Regions from separate parts of the Homo sapiens genome. Here region 2 is linked to region 1. Evidence: chromatin loops called from intact Hi-C (ENCODE). Cell type or tissue: ascending aorta. All regions are shown on one strand. Each heading gives the region's core, and the rest is flanking DNA. Links, peaks and the distances in the headings are about the cores only.

Region 1 (11,624 bases), core at 1,862-9,861:
GTTTCCACACTTAAGACACCAGCCGGGCGCGGTGGCTCACTCCTATAATCCCAGCACTTTGGGAGGCTGAGGCAGGTGGATCACCTGAGGTCAAGAGCTGGAGACCAGCCTGACCAATATGGTGAAACCCCATCTCTACCAAAAATACAAAAATTAGCCCGACGCAGTGGTGTGAGCCTGTAGTCCCAGCTACTTGGGAGTCTGAGACAGGGGAACTGCTTGAACCAGGGAGGCAGAGGTTGCAGTGAGCCAAGATCGCACCATTGCACTCCAGCCTGGGTGACAGAGCGAGACTCTGTCTCAAAAAAAAAAAAAAAGATACAACCCAGCAGAAGAAGCAGGGTTTGCCCATTCACAGAGGAAGAGGAGGAGGGGCTACCTGACAGCAGAGGATGCCACTGGCCCCTCTCCTCAGCTGTGAACCTCGGCAAATTCTGAAAATGCTTCATCCTAGCTATATCCAGATGGCCAGTTCGGAGACATCACCTTCCTTTCTGAGGCTGTGAGAGAGGCTTTGTCATGTTATTTCTTTGCCTGCATAATGCATCGCATCAGGGAGCAGCATTTGACACCTATGAAAAACCGAGTTTACGTGAGCTCTTGCTTTGAGGACATGCAGAATGTTGTTTCTTTTCTCTAACAGTAACTACGGTTTGGAAGGCTGTCTCCTTGCAAGGGACTGGTCATTATTCACAATTGTAAAATATTTCTGAGCACATTTGGTCAATATTTTCCAGCTCCACATCTATAAATGCATATGTATCAGCCTGGTGTTTCATTTCATTTTGCCCTTCCTGTTTCAAACTGTTGGCTTTTGCATGACACTCGCTGGTACACTTTGCTGTGAAGCAGGAAAACACAGTAGTTGAGAATATTGTGAGGAGCAAGAACCCCCTTGACTCCAATCCCCAAGGTGTCCCTTTACTCAAGCTCTTTGCATCAGGATTTCCTCCCATAAAGCGCGGCAAATAAAAACTAACTCAGGGGTTGTTTTGAGAATTACACCAGATAATATATGTCAAGAACTTAGCCCAGTCTCTGGCACACAATAAGTGCTTAATAAACATTGGGTGATTTTATTATTACTCCTACAGACAGAAGCTAGGTCTGATTCATCCATGTATCCCCAGCACCTTGTACGGGGACTGACACATCGTAAGTTATCAATTAATATGTGTTGAATGAATGAATAAAATGTAGACAATTAAATTTAACACCTCTGTTAAAATGGAGTCAGGTTATTTTAAGTGTCTCAAAAATACAATACTATAATCTCACCATATGCATTATATTAATACACATAACCATATGGTTATTACTCATTGGGCATGTAACAAAATAAAATTAAATCCCATGCAGAGCTCTTGGAACCTTTGTAACAAAGGTTCCAGAACAACGCACATCTCTCTGGGTTCATAAAGTTCACAGCCTGCTTTGGAACAGTGGCAATGTGAAGGACAACTTGGAGACAGGCTGGATTGGGCACAGTGAAACTCATCAGAGGTAGATGCAGTGGTCCAGTTGAGAGGTGCTGAGAGCTGACCTGTGGCAGGGAGGGGACGAGTAGAGGAGGCTGGGGACCAGACATCAGAGAGGTGCAGGAACCCTGATCCATGAGAGGCTGGAGCTTTTAAATGCAGGAAGAGAGAGGGGAGGACAAGGCTGGTCAATAAGGCAAACCTGGGAGAAAATTAAAGAGATGAATTATGGATTTACTGAGTTTAACACACCTTAGGATACCCAGATGGAGATATACTTTTATAAGGCTGAAAATACATGGCACACCCATGTTCACAGCAGCATTATTCACAATAGCCAAGAGGTGGAAACAACCCAAATGTCCATTCATAGATGAATGGACAAACAAAATATGTTTTAAGCATAGAGTGGAATATTTGGTATATAATATACATAGGAAGGAAATTCTGACCCAATGCTGCAACATGGATGAACCTTGAGAGCAACCTGCTACGTGAAATAAACCAGTCACAAAAGACAGATACTCTACGATCTTATCTGAGGCACTTAGAGTAGTCAAATTCATAGAGACAGAAAGTAGAATGGTGGTTGCCAGGGCCTGGAGAGGGGGTGGAATGGGAGTTGTTGTTGAAGAGGTAATTTCAGTTTTGCAAGATGAAAATGTTCTGGACATCTGTTGCACAACAATGTGAATGTGCTTAACACTATCAAACTGTACAGCTGAAAATGGTTAAGATGGTGACCTGTATGAATATTTTACCAAAATTTACAACTTTTTTAATTAAAAAAAGACTGGAAATATGAACCTGTCATCATAAGCTGGAGGAGCTGAGTCTCCCAACTTTGCACCAATGCTCCAACATGGAACACGTGGTCCCTCACCCAATTTAATCTCCAGACCCTCTCTTCACTCCCCAAGATGGACCAGTAAGAGACTGTCATTTTTTCTGAAGGTCACCAAAACGCTATCTCAATGACTTCGGGAAAATGTGGCTTCAGGACATAGAGTTGGAAGAGAGTTCACCTACTTGGACGTCAAATCCTTGAGGATGCCTTAAGGAGGCCTGCCTTTGCCACTCCCAATCCATCCATCGTGTAACCACCTTCTTCTGCAAACACAGTTCATGTATGTGGACACGCCACTCCTGAGGGTCTTCAGAACACCACAGAGCTCAATAACTGCTCATGCTGATTATTTCCCCATGAGGAAAGGTCTTGGGGATTACATTATCTCTACTTCTTGTTCTTTCTCATGTATTCATCCATGATCCATGAAGTCTTTCTTGCCCTACCTTCTTACCATTTTTGTCCCCGCTGGCGTCTAGTATGTTTTAAAATCACTCCTGACTCGCTCAGAAAAGCAAGTCAGCTTCATCAAGTCTGGGAGTGAAACACTCAAGTCCAAGTTGCATAAGTGCAGTGAATGTATACCAATTAAATGCTGCCAGGCCTGAAGTGTAAACAAAACCGTCTGGTGAGTGAGCTTCTCTCACTTTACTACAAGGAGATTTTGAAAACAACTCACATGATTTTTTTGTGGGAGCAATGCTTTATCTGATGAGAGTTTTTAAAATTCCCACAGAACTAGGCCCTGAATACCCCAGACCCATCAGACGTCTCCTGGCCTAGAAACGCCTCACCATTTCATACTTTACAGCTAAAATGACAAAGCACCGCAGGTGGGTACTATACTGAGAAAGAGCTGTATACCTATTTAGGTAGTTGGGTTGAGTCACTTTTCATACTTAGTGTGACATTCTTGGGGTCCTATATTATCCTGGTGTGGATGTAATCATGCCTGGGGATGGTGGAGGGGTAGCATACGATGGGAAAGATAAGGCCCTTGGGATAACGGAGACCAGACCGGACTGTAGCTTGGGCCGTGCCACTCACTAACCATATGACCCTGAACAAGCTGCTTAAGCCCCATGAACTTTAGCTCCTTTACCTACACAGAAAGAATAACAGCCTCTATCTCCTTGGGCTTTATGAGGAGGGAGTGAGAGAGTATATGCAAAATACTGGTTGTCTGTATGTCATAACAGCTGCGACCCCATAAATGGGAGCTAGTGTATTCAGCGGTATTATGGTCACTATTCAAACTCACCTGTGCTTAACGCACTTGTCTAAATAAGCAGACAGCTGTTAAACTCTCTTTATGATAGTAATGAATCCTAGTATTAAACACACAACCAGTAACAAGGCTGATATTTAAAAATAAAATAAAAGCACCAATGTGGGAGACATTTTCCTCTATGTACTGCCTAATAGCCTTTTTACCTTGTCTTGTCACCAGAATCACAGGTATTAACATGTTCTTCAATCAATATGGTAGATCTACCTTGATGAAGAGAAGGCTCTTTGCCCCATGATACAAATGTACAGCCTGAGGCCAGGGTTGGCGAAATGATTTAGATCTAATAATAGACACCACCAGGTTTCAAAAGGTTCCAGTGTCCATACGCAATTTTAGAATCTATTAGATCCTTGCTGTGTTAATGAGACCTCTTGCTGAGAATCCAAATTCCCTTTGTAAACTCCATTAACAACCCACAAGGCAGGTGGGCAAACGTGAATGTTCTTATGGTAATAGCATCTTGCCCAGAAAGGGAAGCAGGGAGAAATCACACCCATTGGCCCCACTTGCTTGGAACATTACAGAGAGAAAGGGAGAAAAGTATCTCTCCTTGGAGAGCCATCAGAATGAGTGCAACGCCAATCCTCCCTCAGTCCCCCGACACCCGAAATAGGAGGCCGTGGTATAAAATAGAGGGTTTCTCAAATGCACCAACTATCCCATAAAAGGTTTGCCAATAAAAAGTTTGGCCAGTTCATTCATGTCCCCAGAATTGTTTAGTCCCTCACAACTTTCTGCCTTTGTTTTTAATTGCCCCAACAGTGAGTCTTTTTCTTAGTAAGAACACATGGAAAATTTTGACTTTGAGAGTTCAGATTCTATTAATGATCCAAGTGCCATTTTAAAGTGTTTTTGCTTTTAGAACTAAAAAAAAAAAAGTTTTGATTTTCCTATCTGTGCATCAGTTCAAACCAGCACAGAAAATCTGCTGAATATTACCCAAAACACCCACGGTTAGGCTGAAAGAAGGGATGGAAAATTTCAGCCCCAAAGGAATTTTCGGGGGAGTGGAGGGCCGAGGGGTGTCTCCAATGCCGCTGAGAATGCATTCTGACTTTTCACCACAGTTGCCTAAGTGATGCTTATATGCTTCCTGTTGTAAGTACAGTGGCTCTCCAGGGAGCAAAACAAGCTAAGAGCTGAACAGTGAACAACATTCCAGTCTCTAAATGCCATCTGTCACTCCATACAGCCTATCTCACCTCAACTAGCTAGACTTATCTCACCCCAAAATGCCTGTCACCAAAGTCTAACATTAGGTCTTTATATGGTTTTAACCTTCTGTGGGTCATGAACCTCATTCAATCCAGTCAAAGCTTTCCTCCCAGGGTACATATACACGTAAATCTCCACATAATTCGAAAAGGTTATGGCCCCGACTCCCGCAAGGCACATCCAAGAACCTTTAGCTTCAAGCAGCCAACGATGACTCCTGACATTCTGAAGCCAGATTCTTGAATCTGAGCGCTAAAGAAATACATCTCGATTTTGATGAGTGTCCACTAGCCACCCAAGGCTTTGGTATCTTCATATTTGTCTATTATGTGGTTTAAAATAAGCATGGGCGTGCGCGCGCGCACACACACACACACACACACACACACACACACACACACGGCTTGGCAGGAATGAAATGGCAAAGCCACGCTGGGAATGGAACATACTCATTTATTTAGCTTATTCATTCCTGACAATATGAAGTCATTTGAGGGAGTTAAGGTACCTTTGGCAATTGCAGTCAAGTAAAAGAGCCAGGATTGGTTATATTTTTTCCATTCAATAAACGAGCCATTGAATAAACTGAGCATGCTCAACATGCTCCTGCCCACATACGCAATGTGCTATTAAACACTTACTGTTCCTGCACAAAGCCTGCCAACAGGTTATTTTTAAATACTTTTGTTTGTTTTTGATAGGTAGGGAGAAAGGTGGAGAGGGGATACTCCTTTTGGCATCTAAGTCCTGTAACTTCAATGCCTCTGAAATAACGAAATGAAGAGCTAAGCCAACGCTTTCAAGCTAGCCCCTTTCATTTTATGCATAGGGTCAGGGGTTCTTCAGAGTCTCATGAGTGGTTAATCTTTGTACTGTGAAAGAACTAGCACTTTGAGCAGAGAACAAATGCCTTACTTGAGTTTCCCCTGGACTCTATCCCTATTCAAAGATGCTTGGTTATACCTCAAGAGGGAAGCAATCCAGACCAACTCCTATGACATGACAGGCACTCAAGCCTGATGAGGCAGAAACCTGGCAGCTGTAGATGTTGGAAAGGATAATTTATGTGTTCAAGTGACTAGGATTCTAAGGGCTAGATGCTAGCTTCAAGCACGGCTGGATCTAGGAAGCCCTTTTGCTCTCCCTTTTCCTTGGTCTACTTTTCTCTGTAGGCAAGTTCATTCATTCTTAGGCAAGTTCTCTGCATGTGGCAGCAATGATGGACACTGGAATCTCTGGGTATTCAGAGTTCTTTCAGTAGCAGTCCTACAAGAGAAGATGGTCCATTTCTCTCAGTCCACTTCTCTCGCCCCACAGTGGACTCTGATTGGCCCACTTCTGGGGCCTGTCACTGTAGACTACTGTAGACCTTCTCTGTGTCACAATTGACCATGCCCGGACTGACCACATGGCCACTTCTGCAACCCACAGCAACCACCTAAGATGGGAGAGGTAGTTTCCTAGTTAAAAAAAAAAAAAAAAAACAAGGTACTGGACAGACAGACAAAAGCAAATATTCACAAGAGACTCTTCTGTGAGGCATTTTAACACTAAAAAATTATCTAGCAATGAAGAACTTACTTCCCACTAAGGAGGAAGACCATGAACCTCAAATCCCAGTGTTAACAATAGCAAAACACAATGCTCGACAGAAACCAAACCGTTCATGCCATCTGCTCTCACAGAATGCTTCTTGTAGGTGAAAAGGACAAAAAGAAAATGAAGCCAAGATTATTCTCTCTCAGAAAAGTAAACAGTCTTAACTGAAGAGAAACAATACGCATGTTATTAGAGGAAATGTCTCAAAATCTTTTTTAAGAACAATACCTGTGCCACAGTTGAAAAGCAAATAAGATGGGTGTGCCTTCCCCAGTCAGGTGCAGTAAGGAAGCCGGAGTAAAGAAGTAACTAGCAGTATTCTTTGACATCCTTCTGGAAGGAAAATTCCCTCACATGGACTTTCACCTTTCTTCAGGTCATCCTGGGCCTCTCTGGTCCTATTTCCTGCCTATCAAACACTTCAGTGCTATGTTCTAAAGTTTCTTCACAAAGATGCTCTTGCACACACAGTAAATATCTGTAGGCCCCAACCAGCCACAAATGGTTTTGGTTTCTGCATCCCAATACTCTCTTCGGGGAACCTTGAACCGTGCTTTTCTTCCTCTGGCTTAGGAAAATGGTTTCATTTCTTTCCAATCCTGGGAATCCCCATCATTGTGAGGCAGTAAGCAAGGTGTCAGTAGGAGTGGGTCCGCTCAGCAGTGGTGTTACCCTCACTCCTGCCAGGTTGTCCTCTGTTCGTGCAAGATCCCCTGTCCTCTTCCTCCAAATCCAATACCCCTAACATTCAGAACCACAGCGAAGAACACTTTTTTTCTGGCTGTGACATTCACAATGTGCGACAGCTTTCCTTTCTTTTCTTTTTTCGTGTTTTATTTATTTGCAACTCAAAAGATGAATGCAATTTGAAATTGATGGTCTTTTGAAATCAATGAATGCAATTTGAAATTGCCACCATGGCAAGCTACCGTGTGTGTTTGAGCTACCATGTGTTCGAGACATGCTAACCAATGCTGACTCGCAAAGGGCTTGGAGAAGATTTCAATGAGTTGGCAACTCAATCCTCTTGAAAAATACGGATTTCCAGCCTCTCTTAACAATCAGAAGATCTGGAAACACTAACTTTGCACTCCCACAGGGCAACAAATGGTGAAGGACGAGGCAAGGACCAGCTCCCCAGGCTCCACACTGTCTGCTTTTCTCATTCATCAGCTGCACCCCTTCAGCACTTAAGATTGTGACCCCTGAGCAGATGTGGAAGGGGGTTTCAAAACAAGAATGCCAACACCCATAGCCGGCCCAAAGCCCGTCTGCATGACACTCCTGGCCTCACTCATTTATCTTTTGGAAAAAGTCACCGCAGGGCCAGGGGGCTGGCTTTCAGCTCACACTGAATCTATCTGAACTAACCTGAGCTTTTAAAGTTTTCAGCCAACGTCGACAAGGCTAAAGCCACAGAGACATTCATCACCTAAATGCCCAACTAGCAAATTCCAGCATTTCTAGATTGACAAAATAATATGCAATTATCTAAAATGATGTATATTGTTTATGACCCAGGAAAAACTTTATAATATGCCAACTGATAAAAAGCAGGTTTATTTATAGTATGGTTTTTAACTAAGCAAAACGATATACAAAGAAAAAAGGCTGGAATAAAATATACCTAACTACTGACAATAATTTTCTATAGGTATCTGGATTACATATTATTTAGGTTTTCTTATTACATTTCTGTTTTTCTCAATGTTACTAAAATAAGAATACGTTATTTAAAAGAAAATTGAGCTAATATGCTTCCAAATTAAGAAGCGACATGCTAGAACCCAGAAAGCCAATCCATACATCACACTGGGGCAATGGCCATACTCTGGGCTGCCTCCAAATTAATACAAACTGGCTCTCCTCCTGCCTGGGGCAATGCTAGCACTTCATGCACTTTGAGATGAGCCACTGGAGGGGGTCTTCAGGAAAAGAAGAGCGCTGCTGGTTTAATTCAGGACTGAAGAGGTTGCTATTCTCAGCTCTATAAGATGGATCACATCCCAGGCTGAAAATCAGGTTCCAAGGGCTCTTGTCCAAAGATCTGCTCCTGCGTTTAAACAGTTCAGTCATGTATCCATCTGTGCCTTAATTTCTACATCTGGAAATGGAGATGCTATGACCATAAGGATGAAAAGGGCAGCATTTACTGATCCCCACCGTGTACAGGACACCTGACGTTCATGGAAAGCCTGGCCAGGTAGACCAGACCATTTTACTGAAAAGGCAAAAGTCTCAGGGCAATTGGAAACTCATCCAAAACCCAGGAGTCGTGGAGGGGCCAGGATTTCAATTTCAAGACTGTTGGGCTCCAGAGCCCACAGAGTCTTGTCCAAAGGTCACCCAGGCAGCAGGCACAGCGGTGATGCCATGAACCACAGGGCATGAGTTATGAGTGGCTGCGAATGAATGAGAAACACCTATCAGCCCAGGCAATATGGAAGCACCAGGTAAGAGCCACAGGCTGTTTCCTAGCAGGCTGCTACAAACACACTGAAAATGGCATGCGACCAGCAGCTGGGGAGAGGGAATGGAATATGGCCAAAACAAACTGACCACTTTTATAGTGCCATTTATTTTAGAAAAAGAAATTAACGAAGGAAACTTCAATATCAATGAAGTTGCAAGAATATAATGAGCAATGCTTGCTCCCACGAGAGATGGCTTTTTAATTATTTTTTCAGATGAACTTCAGTCACAGTATATTTGATCCATACCCAATCCACGTTCTTTGGAGAGTTAAAACACATTTTACCCAATGTCAAGTTAAAATAAAAACTCATCAGAGGCAAATAACTCTTTGCTCCCAGGGCTCTGAAAGGAAATTTGGTTCTCTTTGGTTGCTGGCCAGTATTCGGGGGCCCTTCGTACTAATCAAACACTTGGCAGATGAAATCTGAGAATTATTCTCTTTGCATTATTAACGGAAACACAGAGGGCTGCACTGGGGTTCAGGATAAGTGATAAACAAAGAAAACGTGACACATTTTTGTGTCTAATACGTGTGCCTCCTGAGTTAGAGCACTTGTTCTGTGTATTCAGGCAAACAGCAAAGCCTCCCTTCTCAAAGAACCCCTTTCCGCTGGCCAGCTCCCATTCTCTCCAGAACATCCATCCTCAGGAGAATCTGCCAGCCTGTCTCTGTGCCGTGTGTGTGTGTGCGTGCACGCGCGTGTGTCTGCCTAACACACACAACTCAAAATTATCTGGTTTCATCTTGATCCCAATCTGCATTCTTAAAACTGCATCATCCACATTTGATACAATTGCACAGAACTATACACAGACACACAAATGAGCACATATAAAACTGGAGAAATCTTGGCCGGGCGCAGTGGCTCATGCCTGTAATTCCAGCACTCTGGGAGGCCGAGGCAGGCGGAGCACTTGAGGTCAGGAGTTCGAGAGCAGCCTGGACAACATGACGAAACCCTGTCTTTACTAAAAATACAAAAAAAAAAGTAACCGGGTGTGGTGGCAGGCACCTATAATCTCAGCTACTCGGGAGGATGAGGCACGAGAATCACTTGAACCCAGGAGGCAGAGGCAGCAGTGAGCCAAGATGGCGCCACTGTGCTCCAGCCTGGGTGACAGAGTGAGACTTCATGTCAAAAAAGAATAAAAAAAAAAAAAAGAGAAATCTGAATAAATTTTATGGATCACAGCAATGTTAACTTCCTGGTTTTGCTACTGTGTGATAGTTACCATGACATCAACAGCAGGGGAAACAGGAAGAAGGATACAGGGGACTTTCCTGTATTTTGCCACAACTTGTGATTCTGTAATTTTTAAAAGTTATTTAAAAAAAAAACTATATCATCAATTCCTCAAGTACTTAGAGAGAAAAATTACAATACAGCTCCTTACCGAAAACTTTTGGCAAAGAGGCAGGAGTGTAGTCTTGGTTTGGTACTAATCTCTTTGGTGTCTGTTATGGGCTGAATAGTGTTCCTTCCCCCAGATTCATATATTGAAGCCCTAACCCCCAGTACATCAGCATGTGACTGACTATATTTGGAGATAGATCCTTTAAAGAGGCAATTAAGGTTAAATGAGCTAATATGGGTGGGTTTAAACCAATGTGACTGGCGACCTTGTAAGAGGAGTAAATTGGATACACAGAGAGACCAGGGATGTGTATGCAGAGGGAAGACCACGTGAGGACACAGGTAGAAGGCAACCATCTGAAATTCAAGGAATGAGACCTCAGAGGACGCCAACCCTGTGGCACCTTAATCTTAGACTTCCAGCCTCTAAAACTATAAGAAAATATCCTTCTGTCATTTAAGCCTCCCAGTCTGTGGTGTTTGCTTAGGGCAGCCCTAGCAAACTAATACAACGCCATATCCCACATCCCCCATTCATCTGGTTTTGTCCTCTGGTAATGAGCTCCCCAGCCCTTGGCATCCCTCTTAAGAAGGAAGTATGGTAGGAAATCCATCAAGCATGGAGCAAAGGTCTTAGCTCCGAAGAGCTAACTAAGCTTTAGATACCATCCGCCTACCCATGAAAGGTTAGTGCTCAACTATTTGGGGAGCCATCAAAATATGGAAGAGGGATAGGGATTATTCATGGTAGATCCAGAGGGCATAACCAGAACCCAGGGTATGGGAAGTTGTAAGGTGGCCTATTTCTAACACAACACTTAAAAAAACCTCCTAGTGGTTACTGCGGTTCAAAAAACAGAATGAATGGCATGTGAAGGTATGGCGCCCACACTGCTGGAAAGAGCTGAGCGAAAGATGCAACAGATCAGTTGCTCCTGCCCCAGATGTCTAAGGTCTGATTTGCAGCCATCTCAGCTCAAAGCACTATGAAACAGGGGTGCAACCTCTTTACAGAACTCAGACCTGAACCGTTAGCTAGGACCACCTTCCTCTCTCTCCATCCTACCTCCAATACTCCATTCTGGCTCTGACACTCATTCTCCATTTCAGCAGCACCTCTCTCCTTGGACTCCAGACACACTGCTGTCTTCCCACCTTCCTGGCTCCTGCTGCAATTTGTATGCCCAGGAGGCTTCGGGCTGTCTCGTGGAATGCCCTGGCTTGCACCTGACTCCCTGGACCGTGCACCACCCTTGAGCTCCCATCCCAGCCTCGTGAGCAGATCCCAGACATACCTGAAATAAGCATCACTTTCAGACCCACAGCCCAGCCCTATCCAGGTAAATGAGCTTGGGTAAGTTACT
Region 2 (11,624 bases), core at 2,094-10,093, 57 kb before region 1:
AGGTTACGGAGAGCCTAATTTTGATATCCCCACAAGGAGACACAAGAGACTGGCCAAACTAGTCAAGGACACCAAGTTAAGTATGAGAGAGAGATGAAAACTGTACACATAGTTGATGTGCTTTTCCCCTCATTCTTTTTGCAGCCATGATTGGACTGTATCCTACCTCGCTCTGCATTAGTAGGATTTATGGTCTGTCCTTGCGTTAACTGTATGAAACTGAAGCATAAAGCTGTTGTGTGCATATATGAGTGATGCAATGAAATAAACCTGTGAATTTTCAAAGCCTGGTTCCTGGACCAGCAGCATCAGCATCACCTGGGAACTTGTTAGGACTGCAAATTTTCAGGCTCCACCTTAGAGTTATTACAAACTATAAGCACAGTGACCAGCAATCTGTGGTGGAACAAGCCCTCCAGGTGATTCTTATTCCCCTCAAGTTCAAAAACCACTGAAAAGGACCCACAGGATTTTGATTATTTTACTAATTGATCTGCACGTTTCCTTTTTATCGTGTCTCATGCTGAACCATCCCATGTAATCAAGTTTTCCTTGGGCTCACTGAATTTTTAATTTCTTTAAATAAAATAAAATAACATTTAAAAATAAAATTAGTTTTATTTTTAAATGTTAATTTATTACGTTCACTTGTTATTTCATTAATGATGCTACACTTCTCATCTATGTCTTTATTGATTGATTGCGACAGGGCCTCACTCTGTCACCCAGGCTGGAGTGCAGTGGTGCAATCACGGCTCACTGCAGCCTCCTCCTCCCCCCACCATGCCCGGCTTATTTTTTTTGTAGAGACGAGGTTTCGCCACATTGCCCAGGCTGGTCTTAAACTCCTGAGCTCAAGCGATCCAGCCGCCTTGGCCTGCCCAAGTGCTAGAATTATAGGCGTGCACCACCGCACCCAACCCTACGCCATTTTTCAAAAGTATATCTCCTTGCTATCAGCCCCTAGAAAAGCCTGCATCTGTAAGTGATAAAACACAATTATCTGTCAGGTGACAAAGAATGGTACAGACATGGGTTTGTAAATCAAAATAAATTTGACACAAGTGTTCTTGAATGGATTCCCTTAATCCTTTGCCGGCAAATCCCACATCCTCCACGTGGCCACGAGGACCCCTCCTTTAGGTATTTAAATATCCCTTGTGCCTGCTGACTGATTATATCTTTTAAGACTCAGGAAAACTGCTATTTTTCTTCTGAGCTCTTTGAGAATCCATCAAATGTCAGAATGTCATTTGAGCTGCGACCACAATTAATTATTATTATCTTTTTTTTTTTTTTTAGACAAAGTCTCGCTCTGTCGCCCAGGCTGGAGTGCAGTGGCGCCATCTCAGCTCACTGCAACCTCCGCCTCCTGGGTTCAAGCAACTCCCCCTGCCTCAGCCTCCCTAGCAGCTGGGGTTACAGGTGCCCGCCACCACACCCGGCTAATTTTTGTAGCTTCTAGTAGAGACGGAGTTTCATGATGTTGGCTAGGCTGGTCTCGAACTCCTGACCTCAGGTGATCCACCTGCCTCAGGCTCCCAAAGTGCTGGGATTACAGGCATGAGCCACTGTGCCTGACTTTATTATTAACAAAACAGGCTTCTCATCAATAATACATAAATTCCAAGAGAGCAAGAACTTTGTCTTGTTCACCGTTGTATCCCCAGAGCATAATACATCACTTGACACCTGACACATGATAGGTGTTCAGTAAATACGTGTTGAATAAACAAGTTAATTCATTAGCACCTACTGAACACTAGGCTCTAGGAATATGGGGGAAAAAAAGGCAGATGTATGCTCCCCCTTCATGTGGCACCTACCGACACAACGCAAAGAACTGGGTTTTGTTCCCTTATTATCTGATTATTGCTGCCACTCTTCTCAACTATACGGTTTTTAAAACCTGCATCACCTTCCTAGAAAATGTCAAATCTGTAAGCGATAAAAAGCAACTTCTGCTCAGGTTGCAAAGAATCTTTGGGGCTGTGAAGCCCCAAAGATGAGTAAGAAATGGTCCTTGCCTGTGTCCCTGCCTGGATACACTGAGATGGACAGCATCTGACCATGGCCACCACCAACCTTCCTCTCTCTTGACCGCTGACAGCTACCAGAATTTATGGGCAAAGGTACAAATGGAGATACCCTTCTCCCCATATGCCTTGACATTAAAAGTTTAAATTCAACCTAACAAACTTAAAATATGTTCTATCTTCCTATTTTTACAAATATATCTTCATAACAAAATCAAAACTATGAAAAAGCAACAGTTCATATTAAATAGCTATGGAGAGTACAAACCCAAATTAACTTCATTTCGCACCAAAGGCCATGATCCCCTCTGGGGCTGCCCTGTCCAGGAGGTTAACCAATGCAGCTGGTCTGAACTGAGGTGCGCTGGAAGTGTCAACCCACATCTGATTTTGAAACCTAGTTTTTTTTTTTTTTTAAAAGAATGTAAACGTCTCACTAGTAATGTTCACATTGATCACTTACTGAAATTATATTTTGGCTCTATTAGGTCAACATAAAATGAATTTTACTTCTTTCTGCATACTTTAAAAAAAAATGGCTACTAGAGAATTAAAATGACACCTGTCACTCATACTACCTTTCTTTGGGACAGTGAGCTCTAGGAGGCAGGCAAGGATGGAAGGAAAGGATCCTGCTGCCAATAGGCACCCACAGCCACTTCCCCATCTCCCTAATCTTATCTCCCCGGAATCCCATGGGGTGAACACCCACCTTTTGTCCTCTTCCCCAGGAAGCCAGGGAGGCTCTTTACCCCCTGACCCAGGCTCAGCTGCTTGCCCACCATCACACCCCTACCTGGACAGTAGCCGAGGAAAGGGCAAATATAGGCCGAGCATGGTGGCTAGCAGGTACTCCCTCATCTCTCAAAAAGCCATGCCACTCAGCCTCTGCCCACCAGGTGCTCCCAGAGCCCACCTCCACTGGTTTCACCTTGTCACGCTCCTCAAGGGAATGTAAACTCAGAGGACCAGATCCAAATGTGGAATTCCCAGCCTCCTTGGCACTGGAAGCCTGTTACAAGGGGGAGAGCCATACCCTGGTCATGGCACCCTCTTCCCCCAACCCAGGGCTCCATCCTGCTCCTCGAAGGCCTCCCCCACCTACACGTAGACTAGGAAGCCCACAGGAACCAGCTCCGTGCACTCATTCCTCCTTCCGTCCTGTCTCTGATGAGAAGCATCTCTTGGCCACCCCTTCAGGCCACCTTCTGCAGGACAAGCAGGCCCTGGAAGTGGTCCTGTGGCCCTTTGCAAGCAACCACCCTCCAGAACTGGCACACTCCTGAGGAGCACTAGTGCAGGGCCCTCTGTGACACAGGGCCTGAGGGACCCCATTGTCTGACGTAAGGACCATGCTGACAGTATCCACCAGAACAGCTAAAGCTAAAAAGACGACACTAATACCAAGTGTTGGTGAGCGTGGAACTGCTCCTCAACCCGTGCTCATTAGGAAACGTACACTGACACTTTTGGGCAGTATTACTAACAATGAACATACCTCATGACTCAGCAATTCCACTCCTAGGTGCGCATCCCACATAAATGTGGGCATATGTTCACCAAAACCCAGGGACAGTAATGCTCACAGAGACACTATTCATGATAGCCACAAACTGGACACTACACAAATGCCCTCAATAGTAGAAGGAATAATGAAACGGGGCTGTCACAGAATGGAGTGCTGCACTTAAACAGAATAAACTACAACTACATGTGACAACATGGATCAATCCAACAAAGAGAATGTACTGCAAAAGCAGCCAGACACCAGAGAATAGATGCCATCATTTCATTCACATAAAGCTCAAACACAGGCAAAAGTAATAAAAGGTAACAGATATCAAAAGAGAGGTTACTTTGGGCGTTACTTTGGGAAAGAAGAGGGTGGGAGTGACTTGGAGAGCCACGATGGGGGCTTTGGGAATGTTCTATCCCTTGATCTGGGTGGTGGTCATATGAGTGTGTAAATTTTGTGAAAATTCATGTTGTTCACTTATGATCTGAGATGAAGCACTTATGTGCTTCTCTCTATGTATGATCTACTTAAGAAAAAATTTCACTTAAAAAAAGATTACTGCAAAAAAAAGTGTGAGTTGAAGATAATAATACAAACACAACACCAAAAAATGGCAGGGCCTCTCATTCCCCTAGTAAAAGCTTTTGTCAGCCCTACCATAAAGTTGAAAAGCAATGACAATTCAGCAAACAAATGTGAAATGATGGATAAAATAACTGGAAATATGGATTTATACTCAAAATCATTAATAATAAATGTCACTCTAAGTGACTCTAAATATCTCTATGTCTTGAGATATCAGCCGATGACAGTATAAAGCCATCAGGGCTAGTAAGACATTTTACAATACTGTTTATTTCACCTTTATCTCCTCTTTTTATGTACGTTTGATTATTTTATAATATGCCTTCTATGTTATCAAAGAATACAAGTATAAAATTGATAAAGTATTGTTGGTACTTATCACAACCTTTACCGATGAGGTTTAAGCAGAAACATTTGGAACCTCTTATCTGAATGTATGTGCATAAATACATCATCTTATCTCTCAGGAAAAAGGTTCAAGGGTATCCAGACTTTGCAGAAATTCTCAACTTTTAGAATTATTTGTAAATCTCCGATAAGAAAGATGATGGAATCACCAGGAAATCTGCTTTAAATTTTTATTTTTCTTGTGAAAATAGCTGAAGTGGGAGGTTAAATTTAACTTTATCTCCCTTCAAACCTTGAGTAATAGTCTGGAAAGAGGATTTATGTCATCGCACTGAGTTCCCACTACCGCCTCCTGGAAAAGGCCAACAAAGAGGTGGACCCTGCAACTCATGGCTTGGCCAGACAAGCAATTAAACAGGAAAGCACAAACCCCTCTCCTCAGTGGGAATAACCGACTGCAAATCTGACCTGGTGGCCCCCTGGTCTGGATAAACAGAACCCTTGTTTGGTTGGGGAGGGTCAGAGGTACAGCGCTGACCTGGAAGCCTTGTGACCAGAAACCACATCCACTCTCACAAGCTCCCTGTCTTGATTTTCCTCCTTGATTGATTAGCCTAGTTACCATAGACGGATTCAACTGTACAATAGATGGCAGCTTCTAGATCAACATCAGAGCAATGTTATGGTCCAGGAATGTGACATGGGTTGAATATCTTCTAACTGGACTTAGAAAACCAGAGATCTATAAACATGTTTGTGAATTCCAACTTTCCTCCACCCTGTTTCTGCTACCAGGGCACATTCCACGTTGATCTCTTGTATGCCGATCAACATGATTTTATTGCTTTTTGTCACACATTTTAAACACTGATTTTCACAGAGTTACAGTCCCCGTGGCCTCCCCACACCACAACCAAACAAATGCGCTTTTACTGCCTCAAGGAAGATGTAAGTAATTTACTTGTAAAAGTGAGCTGAGCTCTCAGGAGAAATTCAGCCTCATGCTTCGTTCTGATGGATTTCAGTTCTCAATCTGTCCGGGACAGTCAATTAAAGATTAAGTTGGAATTGAAGTGAAACCTTCCAAGGCTCGTTTAGGTAGGGCCAGACACCCTCCATCAGGCCAAACAAGGGATGGGGATAAAGGATATGGACCTGGCTCTCCTCCTGGGGATGCCAGAGAGAACTTCTCTAGAAATAAATAGCCTCCCACTCGGGTAATTCTCAGGGTCATACTTTAACAAAAAGATGCAAGAAATGCACCAAGCCTTCTTGTTAAAATTCTTAATTGGAACAGCCTTTATAAAGTGGGAACGCTGTAAAAATGAAATGAGATAATGTGTGTGTGCACAGCATATAGGGCCATGCCTGGCATAGGGTACATGCTCAGTTATTGATCACTACAGCAAAGGTCAAGTGTATCTTGTAAAACATAGCTTGTTAAAATGTGACTGCTACTTCTGACTACTCCCATCTCCAGCTTAATGGAAATAAGACCAAGGGATACCTGGAGAGGATCATCCACTTTGGATGAGGTCAGTCTCTTACTGCTGCTCCCATAGCCCAAGCAGGGGCTGCCATTCCGTAAAGGGACAGACTCCCTCAGTTCCTGGGAGTTTGGGGTGGAGGTGATGCAGGGAAGGCATCCCTGGAGAGGGTCCTGATCCCCTTGCTGGGTGTAATTCACAGGCCTGGGCTTGGGAGACTTATAATGGAGCTGAGTGGCCTTGGGCAAGCCCGTGCAGCTCCCCACCCACCAGCATCCATTAAACACCTCCTGTAGGGCTGGTGTGCAACACCTGTCCTCCCACCCATCTTAGCCTGTGCTTCACTCAAATCACTTGTCAGCAACTCAAATCACTTGTGATTCCAGGACACGCATCTTCCTTATTAAACTCTAGAGCAGTGATTTTCAAGGTGTTTTCTCAGAAACTCTATAGAGGGAGCCCGTGGCAAGGGCACAGAACTTCAAGCCCTAACACTGCTTTTGCCCAGAAAAGCTTGACTTGGTTGTTTCTCATTTTGGAATGTCCACCCAAGATGTTGTTTGAACCAAGGATTCTCCAGCTAAGGAAGAAAAAGAGTTGAAAATACTGCTTAACTGGAGATCAATCTTATGAACCCTTAAAGGAATCTTTAATTAGCTCTTATAGCAAATGCAGATTTGTCGAAAGAAACTACAACTCTTTCGCCTACAAGCCCTCCCCAGAGCCAAGGCTGGACTGTGAACCTGTTACTTAACTAGACACTCCAGTGTGGGCTAAGCCATCTTAAAACTAGGGCCCTGCCCTGATTGCTAAGTGACTTAACTTGATGCAAAATAAGAAGCCACACTCTGGGTTTCTTGCCTAAAGGAATGTGTGGCCGGCATGACCCATAGGTGGTCCCTCTCTGACAATCATCAAATATTAGCAAGAGCCACGGCATTGGCAAGAGCTCTTTGGGCAGCTGCCTGAGGGCCAGAATCTGGCATGCTGGCTGAAGCAGAGTCCTCACCTTGCACGCCAAGGACTTTGCAGCTGTGGGCACGCCCCTCTCCTGCAATGATGTGCATAACTTCAACAAGTGGTGCTGGGGACAGAAGAAGGCATGTAAGCATGCAGCCATGCAGCATCAAAGCGTGCTCACCAGCAAGCAGCTGCTTTGAGGGTCCATGGGCATCAACTTTGGGCAACGGGTTGTACATGCCACTGGTAAGGGGACAAGACTCACTGGGCACTGTGTCTGTTCTCAGGGAGCTTAGAACCTGGAGCAGAAACTAAGTGTCTACCCTGATGTCCACACTCTGTGGCAGGGGGATCTGTGACAACCTTTCCAACAAGAAAAAATTGAGAGAGCCAGACAAGGAGGGATACAGTCCTCTTTGTAAAGGGTTTTCGGATTGGGTGACTGCATGACCTCACGGCCCAAAGGGAGGGGTAGTTTGTGAAATTTTTTCCGAAAAAATCCTTGTTTAGATGATAAATGTTACGATCACCATACATAATGTGAGCTGGTCCTTGAAGGACTTATGGAATGCGCACAGGTAGGAAGCACTCTGCAGGATGGGAAGAACTAGAGGAAAAAGCCATGAGGTGGGAAAACGTGGGCATTTTGGGGGAATGTCAAGCTGGAGTCTGGAGTGGCTGGAGCATAAAGGGCATGAAGCGGAGTCTAAAGAGAGATGAGATGAGATACGCGCGGATTCCGAGGGGCCTCACAGGACGAGTTTACACTTTCTTTGCCCAGCGATGATGTCCCATGGAGCTTTCTGAGCAAGAAGTGTCATAGTCAGAGGTGAGCCATGGCACAAAGGAGCAGGGAGAAATGGGAGCCCCTGGCTGGCAGAGCAAGGAGGGTCTGGCTGGTGGGAGAAGGACCATGGCAGCCGGAAGGCCAGGCATCCGAATCATCCCACCCCAGCCTGGCCACTGCCCTGCTCTTTGCCCTCCCAGGCTGCCTGTCACTCTGAGGAATGTGGCACACTCTCCCTAAGGGGGAGGCAACTTGCTCATGCCACTTCCTGAACCCAGACTGGTCCCAGGACCATCTATTTTTGGCTCTCCCAAGCCAGTGTTTGACAAGAAAAGCACAGCTGCCAGTAATTTCGCCCCAGTGGAATCTACTGTTCTATAAAGGGTCATGCCAGTTTCTGCACATGAATTATGGTCACCTGGACCCAAGGCCAAGGGAAGCACCTCCGTCTTCAGCATCACGGTGCACTGGAGTCTTTCCCGGACCTGGGAAAAGTAGGCTGGTGCCTTTGTTCAGCTTGCACAGAAGTAGAAACAGAAGTTCAGCTTGCACAGAAGTCCAGTTGTTCCTGGGACTGTGTTTGTTCAAGGGGCACCAGGGCACCAAGAGACACACTCACTTCCTAGTGCATACAGCCTGCTCCGTGCCCAATAATAGCTGCATGGTGTGAGGGAGAAAACTGCAAAGCCAGCCAGGGCTACGCTTCTTATGGAATGATCCCTGGAGTAAAAGGGATTTATAGTCGAGGAGTTATGTTTAGAAAGGACCCACTCAGAACAGGAATGAGCTTAGAAACTTCATACCAACTAAAGCTTCATCCCTGGCCAGCTGAGTACCCCCTTCTCCCCTCTATCACCCTACGAATCCATTCACCATCTTTGCTTGGATTTTTTTTTTTTAAACTCTCAGATTTCCCAGCCCCCAAACTCTTGCCTCTCCAGTATCTTCAAAACTGGGGTCCAAGATGGTGAGCCCCTTAACGAAAAGGCTAGGTATTAATATCCTGTGTTACCTCTACACCCAGCACAGTAAAATAAATTTGAAGCGAATGAATAAAGAAGCAAACCAATGAATGTATGTCCCTTGGGCAGCTCCACCGGGGCAGCGAGGCCTCTCCCCACACCAACCCCTGAGAAATGTGAGTGGCACTACTGTAGTCACACAGGGACAGCTGAGGCCGAGAGGACTTGTTAACAATGCAGTCAGGAAGAGTGAAGGGAATCAGGCAGCAGTTTGAAAGAAATGTGCAAATCCAGCCTCTCTGTTGCTTTTCCTTTTGGAATATTTCTAATGCACCAAATGCGGATGGTGAAGCTCTAGATTCATTTTCCCCAGGAAAACATGTTTTCTTTGCTTGCTTAAGTGAAGCTCAGTGGCAAAAGTTTTGGCTGACTAGGAGAGTTGATGTTGGCAAATGTGGGTAGAGCTGATGAATGCCATGATCCTCACCAATAGTTTGTACACCCTAAGAAATTACTAATAACACTGATGACAATAATAGATGCTACCATTTAATTAGTATATACTGGGTGCAAGGCATTACGCTAAGCACTTGACATGCATTGTATACCGAAGAGTCACAGTTGTACTTAGGACATAGATACTATTATTATCTCTGGTTTTAGAGGAGGTTTAATGAGATAAAGCCTCTTGCTCAAGGTCACATAGCTAGTAAGTGGCAGAACAGTGATTTAAACCCAGGATAAGTGACAGCAAATTTACTTCTACACGGCAGTGCCATTCAATTTTTTTTTCCGTGGATAAATGGTCATACCCTTTAGGGAAGAGGTAGAAAGAAGAAAGGTTCTGCTAACTGCCAGACAACACGCTAAGGTTATTTATACAGGTTGAGCATCCCCAGTCTGAAATCCAAAATGCTCCAAAATCTGAAACTTTTTGAGTACTGCCAAGTGGAGAATTCCACACTTCACCTCACGTGATGAGTTGCAGTCAAACTGCAGTCAGCACTTTGTTCCATGCACAAAATTAGTTAGACTATTGTATCAAATTACCTTCAAGCTATGTGCATAAGGTGTATATGAAACAAAAGAACTTCATGTTGAGGCTTGGGTCCTATCCCCCAAATATCTCATCATGCACATGCACATATTCCAAAATTAAAAAAAAAAATTAGAAACACTTCTGGTCCCAAGCTTTTTGGGGCTAAGGGGTACTAAACCCGTATATGTAAACTCGCTTGATGCTTAATGATGAAAACTGCATTATGTCCCCTTTTTGCAAATGAGGTACCTGTATCTCAGAGAAGTTAACTAGCAGGTCTGAAGTCATAAATGATAGTTAGTACAAGTGAAGAGAATTGAGAATGGCAAACCAATTTTAGTAATCAATCAGTGCCAGAACACAGGCCAAAATAGGGTAGGTATGAGCAGTAGCTTATGCTAAGTGTTGAACTAGACCAGAGGTTGGCAAACTTTTTCTGTAAAGGGCCAGATATGGTCAATAGGATTTGGCCCGTGGGCCATAGTTCGCTGACCCTTGAACTAGATGATACTGATACGTGGAAAGTTTGAACCTTTGTGAGACTCCTGTTCCTAACAGTAGTATTCATATATGAATCCATTAATAATTTATAAGTTTAGTTTAATCTATCTACTTAGTAAAATCATTAACATATAATAAAAAGGTAAACCTGGGTTAATAAATAAACTCCAATGGGAAAATTCTAAGGCACATGCATGTTTTAGAGAGGGAAAAGTAAGAAAAATACATTCCACTGAGGGGGGAAAAAAGTAACACATTTGTACTATGAGCCCTGAATACAGAACAGACGCCAAGGCTTAAACTGACATCCAAATCCTTCCCTCCTCTTTGCAGTATGGACCAGGGCTTAGATGAGTTGGTGGCTTGGGTAATTAAGAACTCTAAAGATCACTGCCTTCAATCTAAAAGGCCACATGTTCACAGAAAGCTTTTTCCTTGCGTGGATGCCAGACACTTGTGCACAGTGCCATTTTCACTGAAGAGTAAAAGAGCTTAGTTCACTGAGAAAGAAAGAATTAAAGGACTGGAAATGTCTGAATCAGAAATAATCCATTTTCCTAAACAGCAGTGAGAAGGGAGGGTACCGCAGGATGGCCTATCATTTACAGGGGGGAAAAGACCTCCAGTAACTGACTGAAGTTCTGTCTTTGGTCAATGACCTTTAGCAATGTTCCTAGTCCTAGGTCTACCTGCGAAACCTGAAAAACTCCCCAGAAATGGGTGATGGGAGAAAACAAACAAGAAGCACAGGGTGGTATTCATTTTGTTTGGAAAATTATCTGATTCAATAATCAATTATTTCAATATTCAGGATCTGAGTCAATACTCTGTGTTTACTGAGTGCCTACTCAGTGCCTGGACCCATGCAAGGTTCAGGGAGACAACATTAGCAAGATAGCCAAGGTCTTTGTCCTCAAGAACTTCAGAGTTTCCTGGGAGGATCATTTAGGAAATATGTTTTTAATCTCAACCATTAAAAAGTATTTCTAATAAGGTTTGCTTGCAAAAGACCTTCTCTGATTTTTCTTTGTCGAGGTATCTTAGGACGCTATTGTCCAAAATAAAAACTTTTGATAGTTTTTGGGGTACAGGTGTTTTTTGGATTAGCTCTTTAGTGGTGGTGTCTGAGATTTTAGTGCACCCATCACCCAAGCAGTGTACATTCTACCCAATATGTAGTCCTTTATCCCTCACCCACCTCCCAATGTCCCCACACTCCAGTTGCCAAAGTTCGTTATATCACTCTATGCCTTTATGTCCTCATAGCTTAGCTCCTACTTAGAAGTGAGAACATGACATATTTGGTTTTCCATGTCTGAGAACCCCACTTTCCTAGAGCACATTCTCACCATTTTTCCCCTTCCTCCCTAATAACCCCAAACTGACTGAACTGGCTTTCTCTG

Evidence for each region. Hi-C counts contacts between places; a loop is a spot of excess contacts. Peaks named below come from ENCODE experiments on the same cell type or tissue, not always from the same donor. Only the 100,000 strongest peaks of a DNase experiment are listed, where the experiment ranks them.
Region 2: a loop joins it to region 1, with 4 times the contacts of the local background. A loop is called at or near these places in 3 of 110 quality-filtered maps.

What each region holds. Positions count from the first base shown.
Region 1 is chr15:91,920,167-91,931,790 of GRCh38, reverse strand. The region is part of intron 2 of SLCO3A1 (solute carrier organic anion transporter family member 3A1); the gene reads right to left. Among named protein-coding and RNA genes, the nearest start is that of SLCO3A1, 72 kb to the right of the region's middle. In ascending aorta, for the core only: no CTCF peak of the experiment used is centred there; a DNase peak (open chromatin) is centred at 5,239; H3K4me3 peaks cover 941 bases; H3K27ac peaks cover 2,486 bases.
Region 2 is chr15:91,977,419-91,989,042 of GRCh38, reverse strand. The region is part of intron 2 of SLCO3A1 (solute carrier organic anion transporter family member 3A1); the gene reads right to left. Among named protein-coding and RNA genes, the nearest start is that of SLCO3A1, 130 kb to the right of the region's middle. In ascending aorta, for the core only: a CTCF peak has its summit at 6,419; DNase peaks (open chromatin) are centred at 4,877, 8,022 and 8,386; H3K4me3 peaks cover 484 bases; H3K27ac peaks cover 5,918 bases.